Linked DNA regions of Homo sapiens: regions 2 and 3 are each linked to region 1. The links are chromatin loops, found by intact Hi-C in ENCODE. Cell type or tissue: B cell. All regions are shown on one strand. Each heading gives the region's core, and the rest is flanking DNA. Links, peaks and the distances in the headings are about the cores only. Region 1 overlaps LOC105372058 (a long non-coding RNA gene). Region 2 overlaps KLHL14 (kelch like family member 14). Region 3 holds the start of KLHL14 (kelch like family member 14).

Evidence for each region. Hi-C counts contacts between places; a loop is a spot of excess contacts. Peaks named below come from ENCODE experiments on the same cell type or tissue, not always from the same donor. Only the 100,000 strongest peaks of a DNase experiment are listed, where the experiment ranks them.
Region 2: it touches region 1 in a loop (5-fold over the local background); 2 of 110 quality-filtered maps call a loop at or near these places.
Region 3: a loop joins it to region 1, with 1.9 times the contacts of the local background. A loop is called at or near these places in 2 of 110 quality-filtered maps.

Annotation. Positions count from the first base shown.
Region 1 is chr18:32,879,048-32,889,940 of GRCh38, reverse strand. It overlaps LOC105372058 (a long non-coding RNA gene), which reads right to left. Exons shown (of 10, transcript XR_935361.2): 4 at 2,180-2,239. Among named protein-coding and RNA genes, the nearest start is that of KLHL14, 110 kb to the right of the region's middle. RefSeq lists an enhancer at 1,867-3,066. In B cell, for the core only: no CTCF peak of the experiment used is centred there; DNase peaks (open chromatin) are centred at 5,200, 7,476 and 8,710; H3K4me3 peaks cover 542 bases; H3K27ac peaks cover 5,026 bases.
Region 2 is chr18:32,754,123-32,765,015 of GRCh38, reverse strand. All of the region lies in intron 2 of KLHL14 (kelch like family member 14), which reads left to right. Among named protein-coding and RNA genes, the nearest start is that of KLHL14, 13 kb to the left of the region's middle. In B cell, for the core only: no CTCF peak of the experiment used is centred there; DNase peaks (open chromatin) are centred at 3,525, 4,445 and 5,095; H3K4me3 peaks cover 2,330 bases; H3K27ac peaks cover 6,832 bases.
Region 3 is chr18:32,765,419-32,776,311 of GRCh38, reverse strand. KLHL14 (kelch like family member 14) reads left to right here and starts at 3,289. Exons shown (of 9, transcript NM_020805.3): 1 at 3,289-3,645; 2 at 5,678-6,667. The coding sequence starts at 5,721. It overlaps LOC105372055 (a long non-coding RNA gene), which reads right to left and starts at 5,636. Exons shown (of 2, transcript XR_935342.4): 1 at 4,025-5,636; 2 at 2,871-2,997. In B cell, for the core only: no CTCF peak of the experiment used is centred there; DNase peaks (open chromatin) are centred at 2,911, 4,231, 6,131, 6,331 and 7 weaker places; H3K4me3 peaks cover 6,725 bases; H3K27ac peaks cover 6,939 bases.

The DNA.
Region 1 (10,893 bases), core at 1,231-9,230:
GGCCCAATAGGAAGCTGTGCATTAACAGTGCTCCCGGGTGATTCCTGTGCCCCTTCCAGTTTGGGAAGCACTCCTAGTTAAGGCATTAACTGCTGCTGAGCTGGGGATTTAGCCTTTTATTCCAAAATGCCTGCTCCTAGTAAGATGAAAAGATTTGCTCCCAAGGCCATTTCCTCTACTGGGAATTTCCAGAGGCCTTCTTTGAAACTCAAAGCCAGGGATTTGTGGTTTTTTTTTCACTTTCTCTGATCTTTTGTATCCTGTACTCCATTCAATAACTATCTCTTAAGGCAATGAATATCACTGATTCAATGGGATAGTGGAAGATGGGAAATCTGGAAGGGAAGTGTAGGCTAGGCCAAATGAGTATCTCCGATTTTATTCCACTAGCCAACCCAAAGAACAATAAAATAGTTTCTTAAAGGAGCACACACACTAGTGAGATTCCTGATTCTACCAGCCTGCAAATTATTTGAAGGTAATGTAACTCAGGTAAAATAATCTTTTCTGCCTACTTCTAACAAATATGCTCTACTTCAACTCTTAGAAAAATCTGGACATGGGGACTGGAGGAAATTAAATACACACTCAAGTGTACAATTAAGTACACTTGTTTTTAATGGATGGGTAGAAAAGGGACGAAGACATGTTATGACAGCTGCATTTCAGGGATAGTTACCTAAAACTTGGTGGATCACAAGAAAAATTCCCTTCTCCTTGTAGCCAGACACTGTAATGGGGTACTTTATTTTATCTTTTTATTTGTATAAATGTGTGGGTTACTAGTGCCATTTTGTTACAGGCATAGATTGGGTAGTGGTCAAGTCAAGGTTTTTAGAGTACCCATTTCCTGAATACCATACCTTGTACCCACTAAGTCATTTCTCATCATCCACCCACCTCTCACCTCCTCACCCTGCTAAGCTTCCATTTTCTATCAGTCTACTCTGTATGTCCATGTGTACACATTTTTTTTAGCATTGAATAGGGTATTTTATGGAGACTTAAAAAGATATAGAAAGTCCAGCATACCTCTAGGAACGTATTTTTTTTTTCCTGGTACCCTGGATATCCCTGAAAAATCATCAATCTAGGTCATAATATTTTTAGTTGTTTATTATTCATGAAACAATGCTATGTATTTATAATTTTACATAACACCTTTGTTGGATAAAGTTCAAAGAGCCTAAACAGTTTATGGGCCTAGCATCTTAGGGCAGTAAGGGAAACAGACATGACCACCCCTCTTTGAAAGGCAGGGGCCACTGCTAAATCAGAAACCTGAAATCCAGACCTTTGCTACCTGCCCTTGAACTGAAAGTAAGCATATACCCCAGGGTAATTATTTACTTTTATTTTCCCTCTCAAAAGTCCCAGTTTAAACAATAAATAATATGGTCACCCTTTCCAGAGCCTATTGCAGTTTGACCACCAAGGTTTTCCTCCTGTGCCACTCTGAAAACTGCTGATGGCCAAGTTCTGTAATGCTGCTGAGGTATCCACCCCCTCGCTAGAATGGACCTCTTTGCTTCAGGACTATTCCCACTGCTTAACAAATGCACATTATTACCCCTAATAAACTTCCCGAGACTTGTCAGCTTTTATGGAGTGATAAAGCCTTTCTTTGAAACACCTACCTTGCCTTTTAGTTAGGAGCAAAAGAAAACATGTTCCCCTGGTAAACACATCTCCTCTAAGATGGCAAACGAGAAACTGCCCCTGCTTCCCCCTCCCCCACCTATATTTTTTTTTTTTTACCCTTGCAGCATTTAGAAAACTCTGTCCAAGAATATTACTCTATGAAGAAAAAAAAAACATCATTTCAAAATTATTAAAATCTCTGTGGGAATTCATGATTAATTTTAAGGCCTGGCAGATTAAAATACATTATTATGTACACTCTAGTGCATCCTTTCAGATATTTTCAGAATCTGATTTTGCTCTCTTGATACACACCAATGACTCTACATGTATCTAGTAGATTGCAAGGAATAGATTAGCATTAAAGAGGCAGTATTGTGTTGTTAGGTTGTTATATGTAACTTGTGCTCATACATTAAGAAAAATGTACCTGGCATTCCCCCGGACATGACCAGGCCTCTTAAAAAAAGAGAGTGAGTGAGAGCATGGTGACTACTTGGTGACAATACAGTTGTGGCAGCAGTTCTGAAATTCTGACCTTTGGGGTATTCACTGATGTTTTTATCCAGTTCCCAGGCAGAAGACGAACCACAGCGGCCTGCCAGAAAATGGAATACAGGCATTTATTTTCAGAAGCTATCAAATTTTCTACTTCCTAATCGGTAAAGAGCTGTCCTTTTGGCTTTTTTTTTTTTTTTTCCAAGGAAGTCACAATTGCAGCTGCAGAGACAGGGATAAACCTACAGCTTCTTTTTCTTTGTTGAAGACAAAGAGTAAAATCAATGAAAAGCAAATCAACAAAAACCTGTATAAACCTTACCATGTTTCACTTTGAGGAGTCCAAATACAATGACAAGGAAACTAGCTTGCCTCTTCCTCCAGGATATGACACTTCCACTCTTGATGACCTTCCTCTGTTTATAACCTTGAATAAGTAGCATGATTCTTGGTATTTAGATGGGTATCTGCCATTCAAGAGTGAAGCTGCCCACTTCCACATAAGATATTCTGTGACATGATTTTATTGTTAACAAATATTACTCATAGAAACAAAAATAGAGGATTCTGACCCAGTTAAGGGCTCTGTAGAGCTTTTGGCATAATAATAGATAAGAGTGGTTTTTTTGACTGAGCACGGTGGCTCATGCCTGTAATCCCAGCACTTTGCGAGGCTGAGGCAGACAGATCACCTGAGGTCAGGAGTTTGAGACCAGCCTGGCCAACATGGCAAAACCCCGTCTCTACTAAAAAATACAAAAATTAGCTGGGGATGGAGGCACACACCTGTAATTCCAGCTACTCCGGAGGCTGAGGCAGGAGAATCACTTGAACCTGGGAGGCGGAGGTTGCAGTGAGCTGAGATTGCACCACTGCACTCCAGCCTGGGCAACAGAGTGACACTCCATCTCAAAAGAAAAGAAAAAAAAAGATGAGTGCTTTTTTATCTCAAAGCTAATACATGACAATATATACATAACACTAATTTACATTTTTCCCTTTAGATGATGGAACCAAATGCACACAAGAGTTGACCTTAAACTACAAGACGAAGTGGGCAAATCAGATGTTGCGGTTCTCCTGTTTACCTACTCCAATTTCCCTTGCCAGATACTTGCTCTAATTACCTTCCTTCTCCACTTGCAATTTTACAAAATATTTGTGTTTTTAAAAAATCCTTCATGTGGGGCTGGGCGCGGTGGCTCATGCCTGTAATCCCAACACTTTGGGAGGCCGAGGCAGGAAGATCACCTGAGGCCAGGAGTTCGAGACCAGCCTGGCTAACATGGTGAAACCTGTCTCTACTGAAAATACAAAAATTAGCTGGCTGTGGTGGCATACCATGTAATCCCAGCTACTCAGGAGGGTGAGGCAGGAAAACCACTGGAGCCTGGGAGGCGATTGAGCTGAGATTGCACCATTGCACTCCAGCCTGGGTAGCAGAGCAAGACTCCATCTAAAAAAAAAAAAAAAAAAAAAAAAAACAAAACTTTTCATGCGTGGATCTGCTCCCAACATGTTGACGTTTACTAGATGCTATCAGATTAATCCTATTTCAATATGGGGTACCTTCCCTTCCCCTCAACTTTCTCTACAGCTTCCCACTCTCGCTCTCCCTTGTCCATCCATTCCACCACTATTTGCCCGCTTTCAATTGCTGGTCTTGCTCAAACTTTTTCTTTACTGTTCTTTTGTCCTCTCCCTCTTCATTTGTTTTATACTTAGCCTAGACAGTTTACAAGTGAAAGAGATAAAAGAAGAAGGGGCTATTCAGAGAAAAGAGGCCTAAATACTGCAGAGGCCCTGCTTGTGTTTACTGCTGGTGTGTTGTGATCCTCCCCTCACTGGATTTTCCTATTTTAATGGCCTTCCAGAAAAAAAATAGTGTGTGTGGGGCCTGGGGAATTAGTGTACTTATTAAGGGCTCCTGCAACCAATCATAGCCATTCCACTTTGAAATTATCATTATATATGTATGCATGTACACACTCTCACACACACAAACATTTTTGTTCCCTATTCTAAAACCCATTTCAGGCAGTTAGGTGTTCAACCTAGCATTCTGGGAAATTGACAATATGGAAGAAGATGCAGGGGTGATAGTGACCCCATCTAATTTCCAGTTTTCAAATAGCAGGCTTCATCTGCAGTTGGGCCTCCAGGTTGCCATTCAGCCCTGAAAGACCAAGAGTATCTTCTGGTTTTTTCATCCTGTCCTCTGAGATTTCACATTCACATACAATCCTTACAAATAACATATTAACATAGTTTCCATGTGATGTTTAAATAATTTTCAGCTATATTTAGAAGAAAAGATAGAATCTTAAGCAACTGACCCAATAGAGGAAAGGGTATCATGGCAGACGTATGACTGAGTTCTTTGAATAAGTGGGACCTTGTATCAGTCCATTCCTGCATTGCCATAAAGAAATAACTGAGATTGAGTAATTTATAAAGATGAGAGGTTTCATTGGCTCATGGTTCTGCAGGCTGTATAGGAAGCATAATGCCGGCATCCTCTTAGCTTCTTTGGAGGCCTCAGGAGACTTTCAATCATGGCAGAAGGCAACGGGGAAGCAGGCACATCTTACATGGTCAGAGCAGGAGCAAGAGACAGGGAGAGGGAGGTGCTACACACTTTTAAATAACCAGATCTTGTGAGAACTCTATCACGAGAACAGTACTAGGGGGTACGGTGCTAAACAATTCATGAGAAACTGCCCCCATGATCCAATCACCTCCCACCAGGCGCCCCCTCCCAGCATTGGGGATTACATGTCAACATAAGATTTGGGCAGGGACACAGATCCAAACCATATCAGACCTTGAGTAGACATCGCTTGAAATTTAACCAATGAGAAAATTGGCAGAAATAACTAACATCAGAGGTATTCATCAGGTCGTCTCAGCTTCACAAATCAGTTGAGATTAGAACCATCTCTCAAATTTGAAACAAGAATTCAGTGAGAAGTTCATTAGGCAACTTGCAATGCTGAGTAGAGAGGGGCTTTCCCTCCACCAGCCCCTGTGGGAACACAGGCTGTGGTAGAACAGCTCTCAAGGAGAAAATACCCTACTGCAGGGTGAGTCTAGGCTTGGGTAATAGCCCAGAAAGCAAGTGCAGAAGTGAGACTTTGCCTAAAGACAGGCCCTGCTCGATGCTAATCACTGACTATTCCAAAGCAAGAATAGACTTTCTAAGTTTCTGTTACAATGAAAAATGTAAAGAAGAAAGTTTTATTGCCTTTACATAAAATAAATTATCAATAAATATTTGATGGTATTTAATAAATGCACATGTATGAATATGTATACATAGAGATGATAGGTAGATGCATAGACAAACATATAGATAAATTAAAGTAAATGTGTGTGTGGTGTGTGTATGAGAGAGATTGAGAAAGAGAGGAACAGAGAACGAAAGTTTTCAATTCATGGTAGTATCACTCCTTTCCATCCCATCCATAATCTTCACCTCCAGAAGGATCACATATAAACCATGTAAAATTAAAATTAAAATAGGATAATCAAATTTAATACAATAACAATACACTTACATACACATACAATACACTTACAATAAACTTATGATCATTTTTACAAAATAATGGGACAACATGATATAAGGGAAGAAGCAAGCACAGTTTCTGAAAGTTAAACAGACCTGAGTTTACATTCTCTCTCTACCACTTGCTTACTACATGACTTGGGGCAAATTACTCAGCCTTCCTGAGACTTAGTTTCCACATCTGACAAACTAGAATAAAACTTATTTTTCATGGTTACTGTGAAATTTAACACATATTACTATAAATATCTAGCATACCAGGGTTTCAATGCATTTTAGCTGGCTTCCATTTCCTTCATTTGTTGATGGCATACAGCACAATAGAGGGTCTCCCTGAAAGAATAGGGGAAGAGGACAGGTTCCAGCTGCAGAAGTTAAATGAAGTCTAGAGCCAGAAGGGCTAATCCTGGGCCCACAGGCAAGGAAAATATTAGGAAATAAATTTTGAAAAGACCAAGAGTTCCACCAGCCATAGGAGTTCGTCTGAGGTGAGCAGTACACATTGCTGGATCCAGCATCCATGCCAGCCATGACTGAGCAAAAAGACTTCAAGGTTTTGTCCCAGGAGATAAGGTCAAAAGAGCCAATCTGCAAAGATCTACCAAGTACTACATGTTAACCATGTACACTTTCCCAAGTTCTTTAAATAAGTGAATACTGACCATATACCAAGGAAAAAATGCAGTCTTTATCCTGGTTTTACAGGTAAGAAGACAGAGGCATAAAGAGGCTAAATAATTCAACTAAAGTTACCGGCCCAGTAAGTTGAGGAGCCGGGATTCAAATCCAAGTAGCCTGGTTCTAGAATCTGTTCTCTTAGCCACTGGTGAATGGTTTTGAATGCTGGAGTCTAGTGTTTGTTTGTTTTTAATGAGACTATATGTAAAGAAGAGAGAAAGATAGAGCAGGTTTATTCTAACCTCAGGACTAGTAGTAATAGTGATAACAACCACTGCACATTACTTGAAATGTACCAGATGCTGGTGCTGAGCACTTTACATATCACTGAATCCTCTCAACAACCCATGCTCTACTCACTACAACTCTCCACTTATTTTTGTTGAGGGAACTGAGCTCATAAAAGTTAAAGGTATCAGCATTAAATGAGATATATCTATGTCTTCATATTTCCTGGTTTGAGTTGTTTCAGCACCTGACTTGAGACAGTTGGTGTATTGGTGGCAGACCCCATTATCTGAAGAGCCAAGAGAAGACTGTTGAAACTGAGAGGGGACAAAATTACTGGGGACAGCCATGATTGCTGTGTTGCCCTTCCTTCTTGTGGCAGGTTCACTCACCAGGAACTCCTCAAATCATACAGTCAAGTGCCTGTGAGATGCCATGATGGATTAGGCCACTCACCTAACTTCAGGGCATCCCTGAACACACATGCAGTCACACACACTCACTCACACACACACACACACCTCCTTCACTATTGGCCCCTAACTCTTATGATTTAAATTCAGTAATATAATGTAGGACTAAAGTGGAGGGCAACAATTTTGGTCCCCTATTTGCCATAGAGTGTCACTTTTCACAGTAGCATTAGATAATAGATAATAGTTCATGCAATAGGCTCAGGCCATGATGAGTTTAAGTTCAAATATATTAAGATTTCAACTTATGGTCAGGGATAAAACCCTACCTTGATTTTCTAAAACATCACAGTGGAAGGGACACCAAATTCTAATTGTCCTACAATATTAATTCCCCTTTGTATTGGAGGCGGCTTAGCCAGCAGATTCGGGCAGACCTCTGAGTAGGAAAAAGAAGAAGAAAGAAGTAATCACTGGTGCATGAATTGAGGGAACTCAGCCATTTATAAAAGGATTCCATAGTCAACATGTAAAAGGGTTTCTTTGTAAATTTCCCACTCATTTTTTTTTCCTTCCCTTGATGCAAGATTTTTTCATTTTAAATAGTGGGGAAGCTGTAGAAAAGAATTATTAAAATCAAGAAGAAAGTAAATAAAGCGAAAAGCAATTCATTTGGTCATTGCCTAAAGAATTGTAAGTGAGGTGTCTATAACTCAACATCTTGTGCTGAAGAATTTCTTAATTAATTCCTTCTTTGATTAAGCAAATATTTACTAAGAAGGTACAAAGATAGGAATAGGAGATACAGTGTAAACAAAATGAGATGATGTCTTTGGCTTTATAGAGTTTTTATTTTACTGATAGAGAACACCAATAAACAAGTATATGTTCAAACAAACATATTCATAAATATTAAGAAGGAAAGTAACAGAAATGGGAATAACACCCTAGAACTATATTAAACTGGTAGCTGGAGTAGAAAACAGATTGAAACAAAAACATAAAAAAGCAGATATTACCATCCAATTAAATATATTTTTAACAAGTATTCAACACTGCACTAGGCATGAATACATTCCTGTTTTTGATTGCTACACAGCCTGGATGGGAAAATAGAAAGAAAGATGGATACGTCATTGCAATACCCTGCAACAACTGCTCCAATGGAGGTGCCATGGTGGGGAAGAGGATGGATGGGTTGAGTAATTAAAGTCTTCAACAGAGGGGGCTTTAGAGCCAATCCCTGAAGGATGAGCAAAAAACTCAACAATTGATAATGAGTTTGTAAAGACCCTTGGAATAATGTGGTAAAAAGATACACATATCTGCTAAGGAGATTATTCTTTATCTTAAGGAGAGCTCAAGAGACCTGTAAGCAAGGGAGGGATTCCATCACATCAATGTTTGGGAAAGACTCCCATGACAGAAGTTTAGGAAATGGATTACATCTGGCAGGGACAGAGCTGGGGAGACTAGAGAAGAAGTAATTAGGTCAAAGGAGAGAGATTCTTCAGACCATGTCCTCCACCACTAGTGGCCCCAGTGGGGCCCATGGAAGAAAATTTGCTGGAGGGAAACTACACTAATTCATAGTCCTAGTCCAGAGCTGGGAGCTGCTGTGACCCCTGTTGATAGACCATCTGTAGGGGGACAGAGGCTTACCCTCCCACGCTGGCAGGTGTGAAAACTGTACAAAGGAAAGCCAGAGGTGGGGGCAGTCCCTTCCCCAAATCATTGTGTGACTCCACCCTGTGCAAATACAAGCCGAAGGAGAAGTGTCCTCATCTGCAGCTCTCTACGTGCTTTTGTGCTTATTAAATGAACAAAAGAATACAACTTGTAATGCTTCAGAAAGACACTGTGCCATTAGAACCAAATAAGGATGGCTTCGTCTAGTCTCACATTTATCTAGCCCTCTTAAAATCGAATTTCAATTTGAACAAATAATTCTGAGCTAGCTAGCTAGGTCTGAGTAGAAAAGTAAACATCCCATCAGCATTAATGATTTAGTTGATCATCTTCATCACTATTCAGTAGCCATAGTCCCAATTCTAGTATGATTATTTATTTTTTTGAAACTGTCTTTGGAAGAGGTGTTGTTTTTTAACTTGCAGATGTCCTTGGGCTGATCTTGTGTTATTTCCTATTTGAAAGCTTCAGGTGTTGCTTTCAACTCTGCTTCTCTCGTCTATCACGAAGAGATGTCCTACTGGCATATCAAGCAGCACTTTGCAACAAGAGGCCATGTTGGTCAGTATCCAGGAGGAATAGGTATATTTTTAATAGGCAAAGATGACATGGAAAATAAGATCAAGGTTGCCTAAATTCAATTTTGGAACAAATCTCCCTTTTTCTCATTCTGATTCCCGACAGTTTCATCTTTTCTAGAAAGGTGTTTCATCCATAGTTCAATATCACTTTGCCCTTAAAAATGCCATGATTAAAAAGCATCTCCATGTTGTGATAAAAGGCTTGTTTTGCTGTGCAGAGAAAAACCAACACACTTATTCAAAATCAGGGAACACGATTCTTTTATTTTCTTAGGTTTACCTTTGAAAGTAACCCTGATCCTTAGGAAGCTGGGGAAATGTTTAATCACATGAAATTGGGTACAAATCACCTCCTTGAAAAGCCTAAAGCCAGAAACACTTCCCTGGAGCATCCTGTGCTTTGAGACTTTCAAACTTTCCCCGAAACATGAATTATGATTTTTCTCTTATGTACTTATTTTTCTACAATAGTTTTTCTGCTTTCTAGTTCTATGCTGGTCTCCTTCCTCTACCTCAGATATGTTCCCAGATCAGTCTCACATGAGTGAGAAATAGTTGCCCCAGCCTCAAAACTCCAGTCAGGGAGAGGATCAAGGAAGTAGGGGATATAAAAGCATTTTTTTTTGTCTTTTTTAATGCAGAGCTATTGGTAGGCATCTGATGCTGGATACAGCAACCCAATTTGCCCATCTCATGAAAGGCACCCCACTTTACCCAATCTCAGAGGTGATAAACCCAAGGGCAAGGAAGAACAAGTAATAAGGTGTTCTTGTCATGCAGCTCAAGATTTTTAAAACACATTAACTGTAATTTTTAGATAGTCAGAATTTAGTGAACCATTAAAAGTGACCCAGTTCATTGAACCAAACTGAACTGAACAGATGGAATTCCACCCTCCTTCTGCTTGAATGACTTCACGAACAATGCAGAGTCTTCTTTTAAATCCCTCCTTTGAGCTCCTTACCTCACTTATGCAAACATGTCGGGAATGCTTTGGTCATTTTTCTACTTGGCAATTCTCTTATTGCAACTGGAAGCTGGAAGCTGGTACCCAGATTGTGCCGAATTTATGAGACTGAGTATTGTGCTTTGTGAGCTGTTTATATGTTGCCATTTTTTTCTGAATTTGACTCTGCATGTGAGGCTCAACAAAGTCCTGAATTTTTTCTCTTTCAGAACCTGTGTCATATCCAGCTCTCTTTATTTCGTGGCTCTCTTATTTCCTTTCTAGTCTCTTTTTCTTCCCACAAGCATAAAACATATGCATGAGACGTTATAGCTTTCCAAGTCCTTTCTCTGCTGCTCATGGCCTTCCAGGCACACGTGATTATGGATACTTTGAAAATTAAACATCTATTCTTCAACTTTTGATGTTTAAAAAATGAAGCTGAAATAAGCTTTCTCATGAATCACAGAATGGCATCCCTGTATATCAGAATTCTCCAGTAAGAATGGCAATATGTCCTGTTATTTAAAAATCTCTAATATGCTGAAGAACAATATGATACGTTGGTTGGAAAAACGAAAATGAAGGGCCTCTCAGAGCCTCTAGGCAGTGAGGAAACAGTGAGAATATCTCACAGAAAGAGATACATAA
Region 2 (10,893 bases), core at 1,214-9,213, 120 kb after region 1:
TATCACTCCCCAAATGCTAGCCAGGCTGAAATCTACTAATTGACTGAAGAGTTATATGTAGACTTAAGACTTTTCTTTTAAAAAGAAACTTGTGAGGGTTAAATAGTAATGTATCTGACTTAAAAAAAAAATTAGGAGAGTTGTTTTTCCAGGCCAGGGGTCAGCAATTTTTTTCTATAAAAAGCAACACAGTGTTTATTTTTGGCTTTGGGGTCACAAGGTCTCTGTTGCAACTACACTACTCTTCACCTGTAGTGCAAAAACGCAACTGACAGTACATAAATGAATGGGCATTGCTGTGTTACAGTAAAACTGCATTTGTGGGCACTGAAATTTCCTGTAATTTTCACATCATGAAATATTATTCTTTTAATTTTTTCAACCACTTACAAACATAAAAGACACTCTTAGTTTTCAGGCTATACAAAAATATAAAAATAGAACATGGACTGGATTTATACTGTGAGCCACGGTTTGCCAACCCATGTACTAGGCTAGGCACTTGGGATATATCAGTGAAGAAAATGGACAAAAACAATTTGCCCTTATTCTAGTGGAAAAAATCCCCATTAGTCTTCATCCTTCCATTTGGAAAGAACTCAAGTCTAAATAATTCTACCGTGCTAAGTTAGAAGTTAATTTATCCAGAATATGACTTAAGGATTTGAATAGTGATCCTCGGAAGCTAAATAGTGATTAATTAAAACAATGGATGAGTTTCTCATTTTTTCAAGCATACTGGATATAAAACCTCCTAATGTAGAATGGTCATCATTATTCAGAAGAGGCTTAAATATTGTTTATATGATATTTTAATCATTTCGAGTAGGAAATCAAAATAGGCGAGTATATTTAACACACTATTTTTCTGAGGTTAACGGGCACATATTCAGCAAACTAATCTAGGCAAACTAATCTAAACTAAATGAACATGTGAACAATTATTTTTCTAAGTGTCAATCTGTATCTCCAGCTGCTTTGATCAAAGGGCATGTCAGGATTCCTGACTTATGAGTGGATCAACTGGATTGAGTATAGATCCTGCCTGCCTTCTGCAAAGTGAACAACCTCTGGAGAAATACTTACCCCATTGTAGGTTTGTCTTATGTGTCTGTCTCAGACCCCAATAGACGGTGACTTCTCTGAATATGTGTAACCAAAGCACTTAACTCAGTGCCTGACCTTGATCCAAAAATGTGAGTTCGTTGTAAATTGCTATTGGTCTTAAATATAATTGAGATAGACACTTAAGGTTGGTGCAGTATAGTGTGAATCAAAAAAGCTAATGTGCAATAAAAATATAGGTAATTTTAAAGATGATTACACACACGCAAACATACACACAACCTGTTGTTGGCCAATAATAATAGTAGCTATCACTGTCTGAGCAACTACCACAAGCTTGACTTATCACTTACAGTGTTTCTAATCTTTACAGCACCCTTTAAGCCTTTTTAAAGATGAGAAAACTGGGACTCAGAGAAGATAAGTAATTTACCCAATTATCTGAATAGTGTTGAGTCAGAGGTCCTTATCACCAGGGAAATAACCCTGCCATTATGAGTATATATTGGAGATGTGGCATTTACAAAAGACAAACTCTTATCTACACCTTCCACTTCTGTTTTATCACACCACAAAAGTCATTAAAAGTTCCTGCCATCTAACTCTTCTTCAGGCCACTCAACCAATGAAGAACGAGGGGAAGACATTAGAAAGCCAGAATTCTATCCTTCTGGTCTACAGCACTTAATTATTAGTTCTGAATTAAGGGGCTAAATAATAAGTTGCTGAGATTTGGCACTATAATATTGACTTACTAAAAATAGAATGAGCCAATGCACTTTAAATAAAGAAAAGAAAGAAAAATAAGAAATTTCTGTTTAACTATGAAAAAAAAAAAAAAACCTTGAAGCTTGAATTTGAACCAAAAGTTGGTTTCCCTGGATTTCTGTGCACTGAAGTACTAAAGGGGTGTCAGATTTGTTTTTGTGACAGTAAAACACTATTCATGTTGGGGATACTTTCAGGTGATTAAATAACCAGGTAGAAGTTGGAATTATAAAAATACCTGTATATTTTAATAACAAAATAAGACCTCTCTAACTGAAAATTTATTCTGTTTATATTTTGTTTCAAGAAAATCAATTTAACAATTGTTAGATCATAAATGTTTGTCTTCTCTCATTCACTTAGAATTCAGAAAACATGTTCATTTTCCATGTCCTTTCCATTGATTTCCAAGATAATTCACAATACAGGCATTACTAATGATGATTTCTTTAAATTAAAACAAAAAAACACTATTTTGATATGGGTAGGAGGATCACTTAACCAGAGAAAGGCTATCTGTTGTAGTACAGATGATACAATGAGTGTGTTCATTTTACTGTAAATAGCAGAGAGGTTTATCTCTTCACAAATAATATTAATGCAAATAGGATTAGAACTATTTGCAACACTAGAAGTAAAGCAGAAAGGTATTATGGAATGCCTACCGTAAAAAGAGAAAATAAATTATAGGGTAATGAGAAAAAGAAGAAAAAACAAGAAGTAAGAAAAATGCAAGGAAATAAGGGGTATCAAACAAGTTATTAAGAATGTGAACTATCTGAAAAAGGAAGAAAAAGAAGATGGGCAAGAAATTTCTAAAGACTGGAAATTAGGTGTTCAACATTTACAAATCAAGATAAGAACAAATCAAGAAACACTTAAATCATGGCATACCCAACCTTATATAATTTAGAGTTATAGACAGAATTTCATTAAAAAGAAAAAAAAAGTCAGTCCTCAAAAGAAAGAAAATATTTTCACAAGAAAAAAATGTCAATCATGGTACCTTACCGCCTATAATACCATTCGGTTCAATAACTATGTATATGTAATCTGAGTTAATAAGATTTTTTGTTGTTTTTTTTTTAAATCCATTGTTGTGCTAGGTAATGCAGTAGTTTCAGAAGTCTCGGAGTTCAAAGGGGACAACCCATTCTGTGAATATAAGGAGATAAACATATAACTGCATTCATTGCAAAATCATCTTAATTCCCATGTAATTTGACCTGGCAAAAGACCTGAGAAGCAAGGAGAACTTCAGGACCTCTGACAGCTTTCTAAATGCAGGCCCATGACTGTGTCACACTGATAGTGGAAACTTGGAGTGATGCATTGCAATTTACTACTAATCAGAAGTTGTGCTATGGAATAACCCCCACATTTGTATTGAACGTATATGGTACATCAAGCTCTGAGCTAAGTTCTGAGATACAGAGTTGAACAAGACAGCCACATTTCTGACTGCATGCAATTTACAGTAAAAAGAGAAAGAGTAAATAGTAACACAAAATAATCACACTGGCAATACATAACCTACAAGAGAAAAGTGGCATGGGCTGGGACACCCTATAACAGACAGCTGTAACCTTATCCGAGTGACTGGAGAAGACTTTCTCTGCAACAAAGGTATAAGATGAGCCTTGAAAGATGAGCCATTCTAAGTAATAGGCCTGGGGAGAAGGCAAAATATGCAATTGGAGAGGCAAAGCTGAGAGAAGACCACCTGCAAAACTCCTGGGCAGAAAAGAGCTTGGCACCTTCCAGGAACTTAAAAAAAAAAAAAAAAAAAGGATGTGTGGCTACATTTGTGGCAAGAGGGGTTGTCCAAATCATACAGGAAGTTGTAGGCCCTGCTAAGGATTATTTACTGCATAGATACATTTTAAAATGGAAAAATCAGCATGTTTTTCAGTTGAACTGAAAAAAGAAGTAATACTATTGTGGAAACACTGCTGCCTTTGAAATCATAAACCTAAATGAGTGGCCTGGCTCCACGTTAGCCGAGTCCTGCAGCAGTAAAATGGGTTAATAATTATAGTTCTAAATACTTAGCAGCATTTGTAGAAAGATCAGCTGAGATTGTAGAAAAACTAAACATAAAATGCTGTTTTAAGTTTGTATATTATTAATTTTAAAAGACATATTTAGCAAAATTTACCTGAATGCACTTTTGCCTATCAAAAAATCACTAGGACATATTCATGATATCACTGATAGCACAGAAATAGTCAGAGACTGTTAACACCAGAGGAATGAAGTTGGAGGGAACCAAAGGTGAAACCAAGGGCATCAGAAGGAAGTGGGAACATTAGAATTTTCGACAGCTCTCAGCAATTTATATTTCATTCTTCAAAAGGAAAATGATGGCCGGTTGAGTTATAAATGTCTTTCATTTTTTCCTTTCATAGAAGAGAGTTCCTCTTCTTTTTAATCTCATAAACTTAAGCTTAGAGGCTTTCTTTTCTGCTGCTCCCAAAGCCTTTCACATGCATATGTCTGGCTTCTTTGCTCCCAGAGCGCCTGTGAGGGGTTGGTAAATTGCACCTGCGCGGGGACTCTGAACTTCCTCAGAGCTCAGCTGGGCCACCGTATGGAGACTGGCTCACTGGAGGCTGCAGAGAAGTGAACTGAAGAATTACAGTCGGTTTCACTTCCCTGCCTTATGTGCCTTCAGGTGCCTCTGAAGACAGGCGAGGCCAGTGAAATGGAGAGGAGGAAGAAGAGAGAAAGCAGCAATATCTGAGAAAAGTCCTTGAAAATGTAGAGGCATTGTTGAAAAATATGGAAAGATGGATGTGCATGTTTGTGTGTGTGTGTATATGTGTGTGTGTGTGTGTGTGTGTATGTCTGTGTGTACACAGTCCAATCACATATTGTTGGGTGCTACCTTCAAATTTTCTATAGAGTGATTTCTGAGATGTGTTTTTTTATCAGATAAAGTCTATTTTGAATGTCAGGGTCAGGGTGGGATGGTCCACAATTCACAATCTGGTGCTGAGTGAGGAATTATTAGGCTGGAGGGTCAATTTGTCACCAGAAAGAAAATAGTCATATTTGTAAATACTTCTTAGAACAAAAACAACAGAGGGCTGTTTGGCTCTGATTTTGAGCACCCCTCAAAACCAACCACATCAGAGCATCCTGTGCAAAGCGATGGGATTAAAAAAGGGAATGTAAACCTGTGAGTCAGAGAGGGAAACTTTGAAGAAAACACTTTAATGCTATCAGGTGTACACTAGGCCCTCACCACTTTCTATTTCATATGCATTAACAGGAGTTCACTGATACAGTGAGAGATCCCAGTCAGTATGGGTGTATTACAGAGGCAGAAGTGTGTGCCCAGTAGCACAGATGAATTTGGTGGATTGGTTACTATAGCAACTGTACCACCATTGTCAGTGGCAATTCCTGTAATCTCCCTCTCCTAAGGTTTCATAAGCATTCACTCCAAAATGACGAGAGAGAGAGAGAGAGAGAGAGAGAGAAGGTTATAATGCAGATATCTTAAAACAGCTGTATTGTGTAGTAATTAAGACCTGAAAGTTAGACAAATGCTAGTTTAAATCTCACCTCTACCACTTACAAGCTGCTTCTCCTTGGGTAATTTACTTAACCAATTTTCAGACGCCTTACCCATAAAATGTACATCATAATACCCACTTCATTAGGGCAATTCTAAATGTTAAAATAATGTGTGTACATCATCACTTAGTATAGTGCCTGGCTATACATATTCAATGATTGATAGCTTGGATTTTTATAGGAATAGTTCCATTTATATATATATTTGCCTTTCTGTTCACTTGTTAGGACTTCCACTTCCATACAAAATGTTTAGAGTTGGATTTCCACAACGTGAGTATTGACACTATTCTGATAATGATTATGCTTCTGCTGAAGCATTATCCATTTTAGCCATCATGTTAAGTGGATGTTCATTTTATCCACCTTTGAGTGATATATAGATCCCAAGCCAATCCTGGAATTTTATTCCATCCTTTTGATCTATTCATGCCATCAGAAAATTTAGAAAACCCATGGTAGATTCACATTGAGCAGCTTTATTGAGATGTAATTAATATACTATACCATTCACCCACTTAAAGAATATAATTCAATGGTTTTCAGTATATTCACAGAGTTGTGTGGCCATCACCACAATTTTAGAACATTTTAATCATTCCCTCCCCCAAAAACCCATATCTGTTAGCAATCACCAATCATTCCCTCACCACCACCATCATCCGCCCGACTTTCAGCCCTAGGTAACCACTAATCTACTTTCTGTCACCGGAGATTTGCCTATTCTGGACATTTCATATAAATAGAATCATGCAATATGTGGGTTTTTTTGAATGGCTTCTTTCATGTAGTGTATTTGCAAGGTTCATCTATGTTGTCACAGGTAATAGTAATTCATTTATTTTTATGGCTGAATAATATTCCATTGTACAGATAAACTACATTTTGTTGTTTATCCATGGACGTGTGGGTTGTTTCCACTCTTTGCTATTATGAATAATGCTGCCCTGAGCATTCCTATACAAGTTTTTTGTATGGACATATGTTTTCATTTCTCTTGGGTATGCATATACCTATGAGTGGGAATGCTGCCTCATATATTAATTCAGTTAACATTAAACAAATATTTAACCTTTTGAGGAACTGCCAGATGGCTTTTCAAAGCAGCTGCACCATTTTACATTCACACCAGCAGTTTATGACAGTTCCAATTGCTCCACATCTTCACCAATACTCATCTGTCTTTTTCATTATAACCATCTTAATAGACGTGAAGTAGTATCTCATGGTGGTTTGCATTCCCCTAATGGCTAATCATGTTGAGCATCTTTTCATGTGCTTATTGGCCACTTGCATATCTATTTTGAAAAATGTCTCTGGGCCTGGTGGTGCATGCTTATAGTTCCAGATACTCAGAGGCTGAGGCAGGAAAACTGCTTGAACCCAGGAGTTTGAGGCTGCAGTGAGCTGTGATCGGTCCACTGCACTCCAGCCTGGGCAATAGAGCGAGACACCATCTCTAAAAACAAACAAACAAAAAAAAACAACAAAAAGATACAAAAGAGAGAGAGAGAGAGATGTCTATTCAAATTCTTTGGCCATTTTATTTTTAGTTGTGCTATGTGTCTGTTTATGATTAAGTTATAAATATCCTGTAAGCATCATAGGGCTTCTTATGGTACCTAGATCACAGCTGAGGCCACCTTCTGCAGGAACATGTTATACTATTTGCAAAATGAAAAGAAAATGCATGCAGATGTACAGTGCAAAATTCTCTAGATGCTTTTATATGACACTTATGACTATTATTAAAAATCTTGGTATTTGGTGTGGCAGAGAAAAATATCTGTGATTGATTTTGGTATTGTTTGTTTTCATGTGATCATTTTAGCTTTGTTGACTTGGGCATCATATTTCTTAAATGATATTCTGGACTTGGATAAGCAAATCTTTCATTTCAAGGAAAATATTTTCATTACTCGACTTATTTACTTAAATTTTCTTAAAGACACATAAGAAATATTTTTTTCAAGCAATGTTAATACAATAATTATTTTAGGAAATAAGGTGAAATTGTTTTGACTTCCAAGACATGATAACTGATAAGAAGCACTATAGAAGAAGAAGTACTGCATGTCAAAAGAAAACAAAACAAAAAACAGCAGCTCTCAGTTTAAAACGTTCCTTGTGGGGATCAGCAGGAAACAGCAAAGCACGGGATTTTCAGTCATGGCTGAGATTCAATGGAGGGCTTCACCACACATATCACCAAGTGGATTCCGACACGGAAAAGCTAAATTTATCATGAGAATAACTTATCCAGTTTCATCTTTCCTTTGCTACAGTCTCCTGGCAGTTTTCCTTAAGGACAAAAACTGCTGCTACTGCTGCTCTTGAAGAGAAATTACTTTTACTACTCTTAGTAAGTTGGGTACTGTTACTTCATTGTCGCTTCTAGTGTGTGGATATGGAAGATTGGCCAACAAATTGTTTCTTGGGCTTAATGTTTATGCTGCTGGGTAGAACAATTTCTATTTTGATTATGTATCTTCATGAACAATCAAATTCTTGCTTTCTCTGAAAAGATTTACATCTTTGATACATAAGAAAGAAGACTGAGCCACTATGACAGCTCTGAGTGCAAGATGGTAGGGATCATAGTGTGGGTTTCTTTATATTTCAGGGAGACAAGGTATTATCAAAAGTATGTGATAATTTCACAGGTTGTAGAATGCATTTTCAACAAATCCCAAGAATGCAGAAAACCTCTAGAAATTAGTCACATGTTTTTGTCTTTAGAAGATATCTTCTTCCCTTGGCAGAACTTCTAGTCATGTAGAGAAGGTATCTAATTCTAGACAGTCACTTCAGAACACCTAGAATCCTGACAAACTTCAATTGGCATTGTTGTATTCAAAATTGAAAAGAGAAAATAGACATGCAATGCAAAACTGAAATATTTAAACACCACCCTTAAGGCACTTAAATAAATTCAAGATTTGGGATTTTTCCAGGGTTAAGGAGCAGCAAATGAAACCAACAGCAAGTAGTCTAGGTAAAAATCTATCCCAGGAAAAGGGACACCTCTTGTGCAGGAAAGAGCCCCTCAAGCCTTCCATCAGTTTAATCAAACTGACAGTCCAACTTCCAGGAAAACAGTCATTCTTTTGACCTATTAAGAGAAGGAATAATCTCACCTTAGAAAGGTTTTTTTTGAAAGTGTTTCACATTTGCATGTGTGTGTGTGTGTGTGTGTGAAGGAAACTCTAAACCCTAAAGTCTCCAAGTGGCTTAACAAAAATTTATTGTCTCCAATTTCTGGTGGTTGGAAGTTCAAGACCAAGGTGCCAGCAGGGTTGATTTCTGCGGAGCCTCTCTTCCTGGTTTGTAGACAGCTGCCTTCCTGCTGTATGCCCACATGGCCTTTTCTCTGTGCTTACATGCAGAGGAAGATCTGGTGTTTCTTCCTCTTCTTATAAGGACATCAGTCATATTGGATCAGGGCCTCACCCTTATGACCTCATTTAACCTTAATTACCTCCTTAAAAGCTCTATCTCCAAATGTAGTCACTTTGGGGGTTAGGGCTTCAACACATGAATTTGGAGGGAACACAGTTTGGTCCGTAACAAAGCCACGTTTAAGACACAAAATTAGAAAACAGGGAAATTAACTGAAATATTGCTTTTCAACTAGATCCATACAAGCAAAGTTATCTAGGCAGCTGAACAGTTATCCAAGTCAGCAGTGTATAAATAGCTCTTCCAGTAATGTAAAGCTAGTAGAGAAAAAAAAATTCAGATCCTTTTTCCTCAATTCCAGAAGATCTTGCCTAGACCAGTAGCTTTTTCAAGAATCAAACATAGAGCTTTTTAACAAAATATATCTTCCCTAGCTCCACCCCAGAGATTCTAAATAAATTGATCTGAAAGGAGGTCCCAAGAACCTGCATGTTTAGCAAGCATCATAGGTAGTTCTGCTACCAGTAGATTTTGGACCACATTTTGAAAATCATGGAACTAAACAAATAATTGCTTCTGTTTTTTGAATTTGCTACATGTCTATAAAAGATAGGAGAAAATACTGATAGTGATTTCTTAAAAAATGGGGAAAAATTTTTGCAAAATTAAAAGAAATTTCATTAATTGATATGAGAAAAAGGGAAATGAGTCATAGGGAAAGTTGCTGGAATTACCAAATTCTAGGGGATTTATTTCCTAGAGATGAAATTCGGGTCCCTAGCGCACTACAGAATTTGCACTAGAGAATAATTCAAGCCACACAGTATAGCATCCACAATTCAGCTTCAGAGAATATGGTAAACTTTTCAGAATAATTTGTTGCTGCATGTCAAAGATCTGATAATGAAAAGAATATTGCTCCAGATTAGCTGATTGGGTGGGTCTTAGAGGCTTCTGTGAATGCCCTTTCCAGTGGGGGATGACCTTGGAGGGCTTCCTAGACACCACGGAGCCCTCCACCTAGGGTTCATTGTGGCACCATGGTCCCTCGAGGGTTGGTGATACAGCAAAGAACAGAAAGAACTGGCTCCCTACAAGGAGGGAGAGGAAAAGCAGAGGAAGATAAGAGATTCCATTTCACCCACAGCAGCAGGGTGTCCCTAAGCAGGATTCCACAAGCCACACCTCATTGTCTCCTCAGCACACACACCCGCCAGGGCCTGCCTCCCTCCCTTGCTGCAGATCTACACAAAAATAAGGATAACCTTCTTCTTTTATCTTTGCCCCAGGATGATTTCATAGCATTTTTCTTACCCTAAAAATAAACGTTGAGTCCTTTTAGAAGGAATCCACTGAAACTCCCTTCTTGAAAATGGACACTTATTTGTTGCCATGAATATTCCGGGAGAAGCCTGGAGAAATCTATCCTGTTACTAACTTTTCTCAGTATCTCCCTGCATGGCCACTCCTGCAGTGACTCTCCAACTGGAAACAGCCTGGTTGGCAGGAGGCTGGCTCCAGTTCCTCCGAAAGAGCCTCACAGTTTCCCCACAGGGAACCTCTCCCTGGAGTTAGAGTAAAGAATGAAATTGGACTTTGGATCGGGAGGCTGTTGTCCCTCTCAGCATCATCTTGAATGGCTGAACTCCTTTCTTCAGAATGTCAGGTTGCTGTCAAAATATTCATTTCTACCATTATGTCTCACTCTCTCAGAGATATAATTTTAGTGGAAAGATGTTGCATCCTTCTGAACTTGAATTTTCATTATTATTTTGTGACCTTGGTGTCTTTCTGCACTTTTTCTTCTGCAGCAGGTGCCAAAGTTTCCTTAGGTCAAAAAGTCACTCTTATCTCTTCCAAAAGCCAGCCAGATGGGAGGGAGAAAGAAAAAGACAGGACGAAGTCTCAGTAATGAGACTGGCTCTCAGGAGGCAGCATAGTCTAATAATTGGGCTTTATTAGGAGTTTAAATGCAGGCATTACTTACGAGTCCATCACTAGCCTGAGAGTGATGCTTTATCTCCTTTCGTCACTAGGCTATACAGAGCTTGAATGGCTCCACTGTGGCAGGCTGCACAG
Region 3 (10,893 bases), core at 1,880-9,879, 110 kb after region 1:
GACACAGGGGAGACCAGGCTCTGATGTTTATGCAATTTGGTGATAACTCATAAATCCTAAGCAGAAAAGTCAAGAATAAGGAAAATAAAGATTCAGTGTGGCTGCCCCTATATGTTAAGCAGCAAAACATTTCTAGAACTGCTCTAAAGATAATCTTCAGTTCCTCCAGTCCAGTGAGATGATCCTGAGCAACTGGAACCACTGATAGGCCTGGATCTCTGCCACCTTGAAGGCTGACCAGACCACTAGAAACTAATGGCAGCTCTAGTAGACTGCTCAGTGGCCATAGTTTCAGAATCTTTCCATTGTACATGGTTTAAATGCAAATTCACTAATGAATAATTTTGATAATTCTATCGAAGTATGAAGATGGCTTGCATTAGATGACTACACAATCATATTTAATTTTTTTTTAAAAAAGACAATTCTGGCTCCTCTTATGCCACGTGAAATCCATCCTGCTGAGTGCTCCTGACTAGTCACGTCCTTCCTGCCATTTTAAAAACAATAGTGGCAGAGATGCAAGCTGCTGATAGCGCTCAGCAGGACAGATCAAACACACAGATGCAATTTCTGTATGTTGAACACTGAAGTAGGATAAAATTCAAATACTTAAAATCGCTTAGTAGCTAGCATCTGATTGCTGCAAATTGAATCTTTCATAACGAGATTTATTGTAAATAGTGTCGTCTCATTTGTGAGTTCTGCAATAATTTCAGTCAAAGCCAGTATAAGATACTGGAGGTGTGAGATTTACATGACATATATGCTAGTTTATGCACAGATTATGAAGGGACCCTTTATCAATATTCTTTTTTAATTGCTTATACAATAACCAGAATTGTATTTTTTTCTGAAATTTAAACATTATCAGATAACTTTAGAATGCAGAAGAAAATGTTTTTATCCACTTCAACAGCCATTTTAGAATTGCCAGCTCCCAATCCCACTCTCTTCCCTTTCCACCCTAGTTGTTAAATAAGCATTAAAATTATAGGTAGCTAAAATTTTTGAAATGTGGCTTTTATATTGTTTGGAAGCAATAAAGAGCCTGGTAATCATAATTAGTGGTCAATATATCCTATCCATAAAAAAATAGAAATTTGAAACTAAGTTATTTTGAGGCCTACAAACATACTTTAATTCTTTCAAGATAAAACAGGAAGGTGGCCATAATTTAAGTGATCAATACTATTATTGCCTTTGGGCTTAGTTCCAAATACTTCATGAGAAGTTCATAAAAGATCAACATCAAAATCATAATATAAAAATTGCACTTTACATGTATGAGAGTTTTGTGACACTCCACATACTTGATAGCTTTAATTGCTAGTGACACAGAACTCCAAAAATGTTCTATCTTAGAGTCACATGATCTTCCTGTTCAACACCCAAATAAGGGAAATTTAAACAAAAATCAAAACAATAATAGGGCCAGGAGAATTGTATAATCTGTTGTCTTTCTCTCCTCTGCCCTAAACAACAACAACAGCAAAATTCTTTTCTATGATTTAATCATGTATTGGGGCATTTCCACTATAAACATAAATATGAGAATGCAGCATCTCAACAGGATCTGAATAAAGAAGTCTTACTCTCAGATAATCTAGAACCTTGACAAAAAAAGTGGGGGGGCTTTGTGAGGGTTAAATGCTTCAGTTTGATCCTTCTTAATTCATTTAAGTGTGACTATCCCATGTGCACGTTAATGTTATCATTGTAAATGGGGAATCCCTATTTCTGAACCTCAGAATTTTTAATTTTCCTCCCTTTCCTAAGCAGGTGTCTTTCCATCTCTCACAAATCAAAGAGGATGATGGGGGGTCTGAATAGATGTCTTGCAATGGTGCCCTGATACGTATTTTAATAAGTTTACTAATCAGAGCACATATAAATTAGAATGAATCATAGTCATATAGTTAATAGCAAACAAAGCTCAATTTAGTTCATGTCCAGCTTTCTTCGTGTTCATTTTACTCAAGGGCATACCTTCCTTTTTCTGCTTCTTTTTTTTCTTTCTTTCTTGGACACCTCCAACCCCCATTGACAACCGAAATGCAGGGCTATAAACATAAGGGTGCAATACATCATGAGATAAGTCTGGAGAACATGTCCTCTACCAAAATGCACATGAATCTCTGGTACAGCTAAAATTCCAGAAACATGCTGGGGTTCCTTTTGCATGCTAAGCAGGGTCAAAAATGTGAGCACTATGTGGTTGCCCTTATATATCAGATGAGCTCTAAAGTTGAAAGGTTACATTTGTGAAATTGCGGCTGGGTTTCCTAGCACTTGATTCTAGCTCCTGCAAATCAAAGACTCCTAATTGAAATACAAATCCAACAATATGATAATCTTTCAGTAAAAAAAAAAAAAAAAAAAAAACGTGACTTCTGCACCCTTATCTGTTGAAGAGCTGACAGAGAAGTTCAGAGGCAGTTGTTTAACCAGACAAAATGATAGAGAAAATATGTTTTCAAATAAGATCATAAACCTTGAACAGTGCCTTGTGGGAAGCAAATGTAAAGCAAAGGGCTGTCCTCTATTCTGTCTACCAGCTCTACTCCCCCACCCCGGTGTGTATCCTCAGCCACTCACCTTTTAGGCAAGGGCTAGTGTCTTTCAGGACAGACCCAAACCCCAAATACCAAAACAGAATAAAGTAGTGTCTTAGCATACTTTGAGATCAGACTGTTTCTGCATTTCACAGTGCTGGGGGTGGGGGGGAGGTGTGGGGGGAAGGGAAAAGCAGCATACCAATGTAGTGAAATCTGGAAACAACAGCATATATACAGACACAAAAAAAGTTTGCATATTGCACAGAGCACTTGAAGATCATAAATCTATGCATGAGAAAGATGTAGTGGAAATTTTGGGGGGGATTAGAGTTTATTTTTGTCATCTCTGTGAGACAGCTACTCATTCATCCAGATCACAGCTAAGAAAAAAGCTGGTCACAGAAATTAGCAGTTTCAGCTCAGCAGCGAAGTCGCCAGCCTGTGAAGGCAGAGAGAAATTGACTAATTAGCAATGCGCACTAAAACTTGACGGTTCTTTATAGAGAGAGAGAAGAGAGAGGGAGAGAGAGGGAGAGGGAGGGAGGGGGGGCTCGCTTTTTCCCCTTCTTTCTTCCAAAGATGTTTGAAATCGCAGTCATTTACGCTCGACAATTTTTACAATAGCCTTGAGCCATAATTTTGCGAGTCTCTCCAGCATCCATCCCCCTGTATGGTCTCTCTCTACTGGCCAAGCACGACCGTTTCTCTCCCCAACCGTGGATTTCCTATTACTCTCGTTACGACTCACTGAGCCCCAGGCCCAAGGATAATGATGTGTTGTTTCTTGGTAGCATAATTTGTCACACGTACATTTTTTCTTCTTCTTCTCTTGCAGAAAGCTCTGCTCCCTCTCTCTCTCCCTCTCTCTTTCTCTCTTTTCTCCCTCTCCTACATTTTCTTGCTGTTGCTAATTCATGGTGATCAAATGATGTACGACAAAATAAATTGTAAAGAGTGACTGCCTGGAGTTGGGAACCAGAAGGTGTTTTCCCCCTCCCAAGGAGACAGCAAACCTTTAAAAAGGAAGGACAATTGATTTTTGGGGGGAGCTTAAGTGAGCCTTGACTTTGCAGCTGGTTGAGAACAGGTAAGTTTCTGGCCTTGTGTCTGCCTTGTGTGTATTTTGTTCTGTCTTTTGGATTGTTGGAGGGGGAAGGGCCGGGGAGGGAGTCTTTCAGAGGGGTTGGCGGGGGGGTAGTTGTATGGCAAACGCTCATAAAGAAAAAACTCCTATTGCAAGAAATAAGCAGATGAGGAGGAAAGGCAAGGGAGAAGAACAAGAAGGAAGGGGAATAGGAAAAGATGGGGCGGGGGGAGACAACGAAGCGGAGAGAGCTAGAGAGAGGTATGACCGGGTCCTCTTAAAGGGAGAGAGACTCTGTAAGATGTTTCAGGCAAGCCAGAGCTTTGGGGGCGGGCGTGGGGGTGCTGCCGGCGGAGGGAGCGCGAGGGAGGGTAGGGTCCACCTGGAACGGGATGGTAAAGTGAGTCGAAAGGAGCCCAGTCCGGTATAAATAGGAAGCCGGCGATCCAGGACCGGCGCCAGGCAGGGCAGAGTGAGCCGCAGTGGAAGGGGCAGGTCCGCCGGGATCCCTCCGAGCCGGGCGGCGGCGGCGGCTCTCCCCCGGGCGGGCGGGCCGGCGGGCCGGCGGGCCGGCGCGCGGGCGGGATGCAAGCAGAGGGTCCCTTTCTGCTCAGCCCTGGAAGGTGCAATTACAGGTTAAGGACCTGGCGTATCGATTTCGCCTCGCCTCCCCCACCCTGCCCTCCTCTGCCTAGATGCGGGCGGCTCAGACTTTTTACAGAAGTAGTTCCAGGGCCGGGGAAGTGGGGGTGCCCGAGTGGGGGGCCGCTGGGGGCTCTACCGAGGGGGTCAGAAGGGAGCTGCGGCTGCAGGCGACGATGCTGGGTGGGGCGCAGAGACCCCGCACCCCACTGCTCCCCCGCCCCCCCGCTCGTTCGACAGCCCCCACCCCTCCCCCAACACCTGCCTTCTAACTTGAACTTCTCATAGTTACTGGAGTTAAAGCGACTGCGCCTGGTGCCCGGGAGGGGAAACCGTGCACACGAATCCCTCCCGGCCTCCAGGCCTCCCGGCTCCCTCTCCAAACGCGTCCTCGCAGCCCCACTTCCTCCCCCTGAGTCCTCGGTGCCGCCCCTCGCTGGAAGGGGAGATTGATGCCTGAACTTCCGCGCTTTGAAATGAGCGAGACGGGGGAGAGGGGGCCACCGGGTGGGGGTGGCGGTGGTGGAAGGATTCTCCTGCCAGGTTTAAAGCCATCTCTGGAAAATTAGCCAAACTGAGTGGTGACGGGGAAGCCAACAGTTTGCGAAGCGGGGAAGCGGGCAGGGCCAGGTTGAGGGAAATGAGCTCGAATTGATAAGGACAGCTCCCGCCTCTGCCGATTCCACTGAGCGGGTCCTCACCGCGCTCCGCTGCACTTTCCCGGGAGAAGAAAGGGCTTTATCTCCTCCCTCAGACTATTAGCCTAGGAGTTTCTCGGGGCAGCATGGATAATCGAAGGGGGTCCCAGCTTTTGGAGAGCTAAGATTCGCACACCCCGCACGCTGGTCGGGCCCCTGTTCCTACCCCCTCCCCCAAACTGGGCCAACTGCGAAAAGCAAAGCTTCGGGCACAAGTTGACCTGGAACCTTCGCCGTCGGTCGCCTCTGAGCTTTCAGGGCACCCCCGGCTCCCCACTTCCCGGCCTTTCCCTTCATCTGGCCCGGCATGGACACGAGCCCACGAGGTGCCTCGGCCTCAGCCGCCACTTTGCCGTCGCTGCTGCCACTGCTGTTGCTGCCAACAGCCGAGCTGAGGTGGTTGGTTTTAGGAAAGTGAGGGACGAAGTGTGTGGGAGGTGGCGAGAGGAGCCGCAGGGCGCAGAACCGGCGCCGGGACCCCAGACAGGGCCCTTCTGGTGGCGCTCACGGATCCAGCGTCTTCGGACTTTCCTCCTAGGGTCGGGGTCCGGAGCGCGCCAGGAGGGAGTCAAGCTGAGCCTTGATTCTTGTTCTTCGCCCTCCCCTCCCCTCCACACCCTTCCCCACCCCGACCACACCCCACCCGCTCCACCACCCTGCTCCCCTCCCTCCCATCCCCCACCCCTGTCTGCCAGGTTGGAGGAGGGTTTAAAGCCAGGTGCACCGAGTCAGCTCGCCATGTCCAGATCCGGGGACAGGACCTCCACCTTCGACCCCAGCCACAGCGACAACCTGCTGCACGGCCTCAACCTGCTGTGGAGGAAGCAGCTGTTTTGCGACGTGACCCTGACGGCCCAGGGCCAGCAGTTCCATTGCCACAAGGCCGTGCTGGCCTCCTGCTCGCAGTACTTCCGATCGCTCTTCTCCAGCCACCCCCCTCTCGGGGGAGGGGTCGGCGGCCAGGACGGCCTGGGGGCCCCCAAGGACCAGCAGCAGCCGCCGCAGCAGCAGCCGTCACAGCAGCAGCAGCCGCCGCCGCAGGAGGAGCCCGGGACTCCTTCTTCCTCCCCCGACGACAAGCTGCTGACCAGCCCCCGGGCCATCAACAACCTGGTGCTGCAGGGCTGCTCGTCCATCGGGCTGCGCCTGGTGCTCGAGTACCTCTACACGGCCAACGTGACCCTGTCCCTGGACACGGTGGAGGAGGTGCTGTCGGTCAGCAAGATCCTGCACATCCCCCAGGTCACCAAGCTCTGCGTGCAGTTCCTCAACGACCAGATCTCGGTGCAGAACTACAAGCAGGTGTGCAAGATCGCCGCGCTGCACGGCCTGGAGGAGACCAAGAAGCTGGCCAACAAGTACCTGGTGGAGGATGTGCTGCTGCTCAACTTCGAGGAGATGCGCGCCCTGCTGGACTCGCTGCCGCCCCCCGTGGAGTCGGAGCTGGCGCTCTTCCAGATGTCCGTGCTGTGGCTGGAGCACGACCGCGAGACCCGCATGCAGTATGCGCCTGACCTCATGAAGCGCCTCCGCTTCGCCCTCATCCCGGCCCCGGAGCTGGTGGAGCGGGTCCAGTCAGTGGATTTCATGCGAACCGACCCGGTCTGCCAGAAGCTGCTGCTGGACGCCATGAACTACCACCTGATGCCCTTCAGGCAGCACTGCAGGCAGAGCCTGGCCAGCAGGTAGGAGACAACAAAGAGGAGGGCGGGGGAGGGGGGGGTAGAGCCAGAGAGGCCGGAGGGAGGGGAGGGGGCAGGGAGGAGGGAAGAGATGGGTGGCCTGGGCGGGTGGCTCTGGCAGGATGAAAACAAACGCAAACAATTCAGAGTGTGTGAGGAAAGTTGATTTCAGAGTCCCTGAAAGGTCAATAGGGAACTGGCCTAGCAGCATCCCTGAGCGCTCCAAAGCCGAGGTTCTAGATATCCCCAGAGCCGTAAACATGGGAATTGTGGACTCAGACTGAAATTGACAGGCAGATGGGGCCAAAGGCCAGGACAGTTAGAAGTGTAGCTTTGGAAGTCTCTCTAAGCCAGCTCTCCCTACAAATCTTAAGATGGGCTTGCTCAAGAAAAAGGATCCTGTGGTGAGGAATGCCCACCCCACCCCTCCTCAGTTCTGCCTTGGGTGAGCAGAAGAGCCCAGGCGATGCTTGCAAAGGAAGGCTTTCATGGTCTTGCCGTCACACACTCAAGTTGTTTCTTCATGACTGGGATCTGCTCCCTGTCGATGTCAGAACTCCAAAATGCTTTGTCTATTAGGGTCACTATTGGAAATGCTGGTATCATGTGCCCAGGCAAACTTTTCTATGTTGTGGAAAGCCTTTCCTTTTCACTTTTAAAGGAGAGTAAAGCAAGAGATTTCAGGGTGATGGGGTGAATCTTGCCTAGCAACTCCCATTTCTGAGAAGAGTGCACTTGAAAATTGGGATGGAGGAGTGGAGAGGCTTCTAGCTCCAGTTGGTCTGTGTGCCTGCTCACCAGTGACAAAGAAGTTGGAGAGTTGCTGCTGCCTCTGTTGTTGCTAGTTAGAAATGTGGCTGTGTGTGTTGCAAGTAGGATTTCAGGGGAGAGAGAAATGATGCCTTTTAAAAATGCTGCTGAGATAAAAAGGCTGTAGGAATTGACAATCGTGTTTTATTGGCTCCAATTTTAAAACCATTTTTAATGAGCCCTAGCAAAGGGTTTCTTTCTCTTTTTAGAAAAGAGAAACAGTATCCTCTCAGTTTCTCATGATAAAACATCATGATTCCAGATGCCAGGCTACTCCAGCCTAACCACCAAAGTGTTACAAAGTGTAGCAAAGTACATGGTTTGAAAATCTAGCAGGGCATTTTCCCAGTCAGAATGATGTCTAAAGAATGGGGCCCACCTTGTGCAGCCTTATAGAATTAAATGGTGTGTGTGTGTGTGTGTGTGTGTGTGTGTGTGTGTGTGTGTCATTATGTTTCCACCAGACCTAGGTAACTAAAGTTTAAAGAAATGGAAGATACTCTCTACACTTTTTTAGGCAGCTCTTGTGTTAAGGAGAGGCCAACAGGAGGCATGAGAAATCTTGAACTTGTAACAAAACCCTGTAAGTTCATTTTTCTAACATCTGTGGGAGATGAGTTAACGAATCGTGTTGTCAAAAGATGATAATAGGACAATAGAAGAAACAAGAATCCAAATCCCCGTGTGCTTTTAACAGTGAGCACAAGAGGCCAATGAGGAAAAAAACATGAAACGTATTTTTATTTTATTGGAATTTTTCGTTTGTCTAAAGATCCAAATGGCAAACTCAGTGTGATGGGCGATGGGCCTTGGTGATTAATATTCTGTGATTTAAATTTTTGTCACTTTTAAATGACCTACAAGTATACTTCATTTAGCATATATCACACATAGTCAATAATTCAGACAACACAGTTATAGTTCTGAACATACATTTACTCATACTTTTAAAAATATGTATAACACGGTATAAATTCAGAAACCCAGAGGAATAATAAAATTAAGATTTAACTTATTCTAAGAGTAATTTTGGCAGAGGAGCTTTATAAATTTGATCCAGTAAATTTCTGAAGCCCTCAATGCACTTTTATCTAACAGGTATGTCCTAAGGTTCAATGTTAGAAGAGTTGACTTTCAAAATGCAAAATCCATTTCCCACTTTAGTCAAGATTCAGCACACCAGCTAGTGCCTGCTGGCTCTGTCCTGGTGGATGGCTGAGATACCAGGCTGCCTGGCTCCGTGACGACACCCTCCAGCTTCACTGGGCCACATCATTTGAAGGATATGTAGTGGTGTCTGACCACTGAATGCTTACAAGTGTCATGGATGCTGCAAGAATCTGATACTTCTGCAGTAGGAAGAAAACTGTATTTTCTTTTAAAAGAGAAAGATATAGAAAAGCAAATAGTTCATGCGAACCTATCATTGACCTCAAAGTAATATAATTTAGGTTTTATTCCTTTATTAGTAAAGGTAGCATTTTGAATTTTACAGACTAATTACATTATTTTAATTGTAATTCATAGGAAGAATGCCAAAATAACCATGAAGTTCCTAACTTTAAAGTAGACAGAAATGCTGTAAGTTGCAACCAACAATATTAAATCAGCCCATTTATTATAGCATCAGTGTAATATAAAAATGTTCCCTTAGCCTTATGTGTCATTTAACGGGGATAAATGTGTTAACCAATTGTTTTTGAGATTACATCACTTTCATTGAAGACAATTGAATAGAAGGACCTTGTATTTATTACTTTTTATCCACCTGTAGTTTTTAAACTCTAAATATAAAAGAGTTTCTTAAATTCAGAGAAGGAGATGAAAATGTAAAATTGACCAGTCTTTTGGAATAAGTACAAAGTATAAGCAAATAGAATAACTTCAAAAGAGAATTTACTTGTTTAAGAGTATATTATCTATAGAAAGTAGAGATATTAATATAATCATAATTTAAGCATTTTAAAGATTATTAATTTTGAGTTTTCATTAAGCCTAGAAAAGTAAAGGAACCCAAGTATGAAATCTTTATACAAATACTCAAATTAATATAAAATGTTCCCTCTTGTTGCTTGGTTTTTCTAAGTATACCAGTTGCACTTAAATTCATATTCCATTTTACCAAACTTAACATAAGGACAATAAGTAAAATAAGAAACTTGTCACTCTGTATTCAAATACACACATAAGTAATTTAAGATGACAGGATTGACAAAGGATATAAAGTTTCAGTTAGACGGGAAGAATAAGTTTTAGTGATCTATTGCACCAGCAACGTGACCACAGTTAGTAAAAAAGTATTACATATTTCAAAATTGCCAAAATAGTAGATTTGAAACATTCTCAACACAAAGAAATGATAAAGAGGTGAGGTGATGGATAGATTAAATCAGCTTGATTTAATCTTTCTACAAGTCAATATTAACATCATCTAAAGCATGAAAATTTAGTTTCATAAAGCGACATGATATGCAGTGTTTAGTATATTAAATGTAAATAACAGAAGACATAGTCTAAATTTAGCTTAAGTAACCCAAATAGTTTCTTTTTATTTACAGTTTGAAATTTTAATGTATAATTTAGCAATTATCCCAAATAAATCAAATTGGATTAGATATTAATTAACTGGATAAAATTAACTAATGTTTTACATTTTCATTGCACCTCACACAATATAACGAATAAATGCTTATTAAAAGTTGAATGAATTAAGATTATGAAAAAAGAAAGGCTCAATGTTGTACTTCATCAATACATTAATCTACATTACTATTGCACATAACAAAAGTTTACTGAACCTTCTCCAAGAAAACACCTGTAATAGAAATACATTCATGAAAGTAATCATATTTTTTAAACATTTAACAACTAGCTATTACGTCCCATGTAGGGTTCCATATCGAAGTGTAGTTTTAAAGAAATTATATTTTATAAACAACAGGAGACTACCTAAGATTTCATTTACTACAAAACATAGTCTATTTATAGATTTCTCATAAATTAATGTAAAAATCTATTTAAACATCAAGGGTACTAATTATCTATCTGCTAAAATGACTTGCAATAATTAAAATGCCATTACATTTCCTAATATACAGTTTTGATTCCTGGTTTTGGTGCTTAGAAAGTGTTTCATTAAATGTAGGACAATATTTTCTGTTGGTTCTCTTTCTAAGAACTGAGTAATAACCTTAACAAAGCAAACTAAACTTGTATCCATGCATTCTCTAAATTGTTACTTCCCTTTATATCAATTTGATACCCTCAGATTAAAAATTGTTAGGTAGTTAAATTTTGTATCAGAAATTATTCAACCATTCAGAATACAATTTGTTTATTATCTGAAACAGGACCATTGATTACAAAATTACATCAACCGATATGGGAGTCAAATAGTTACATCCTACAATCAGAAGGCA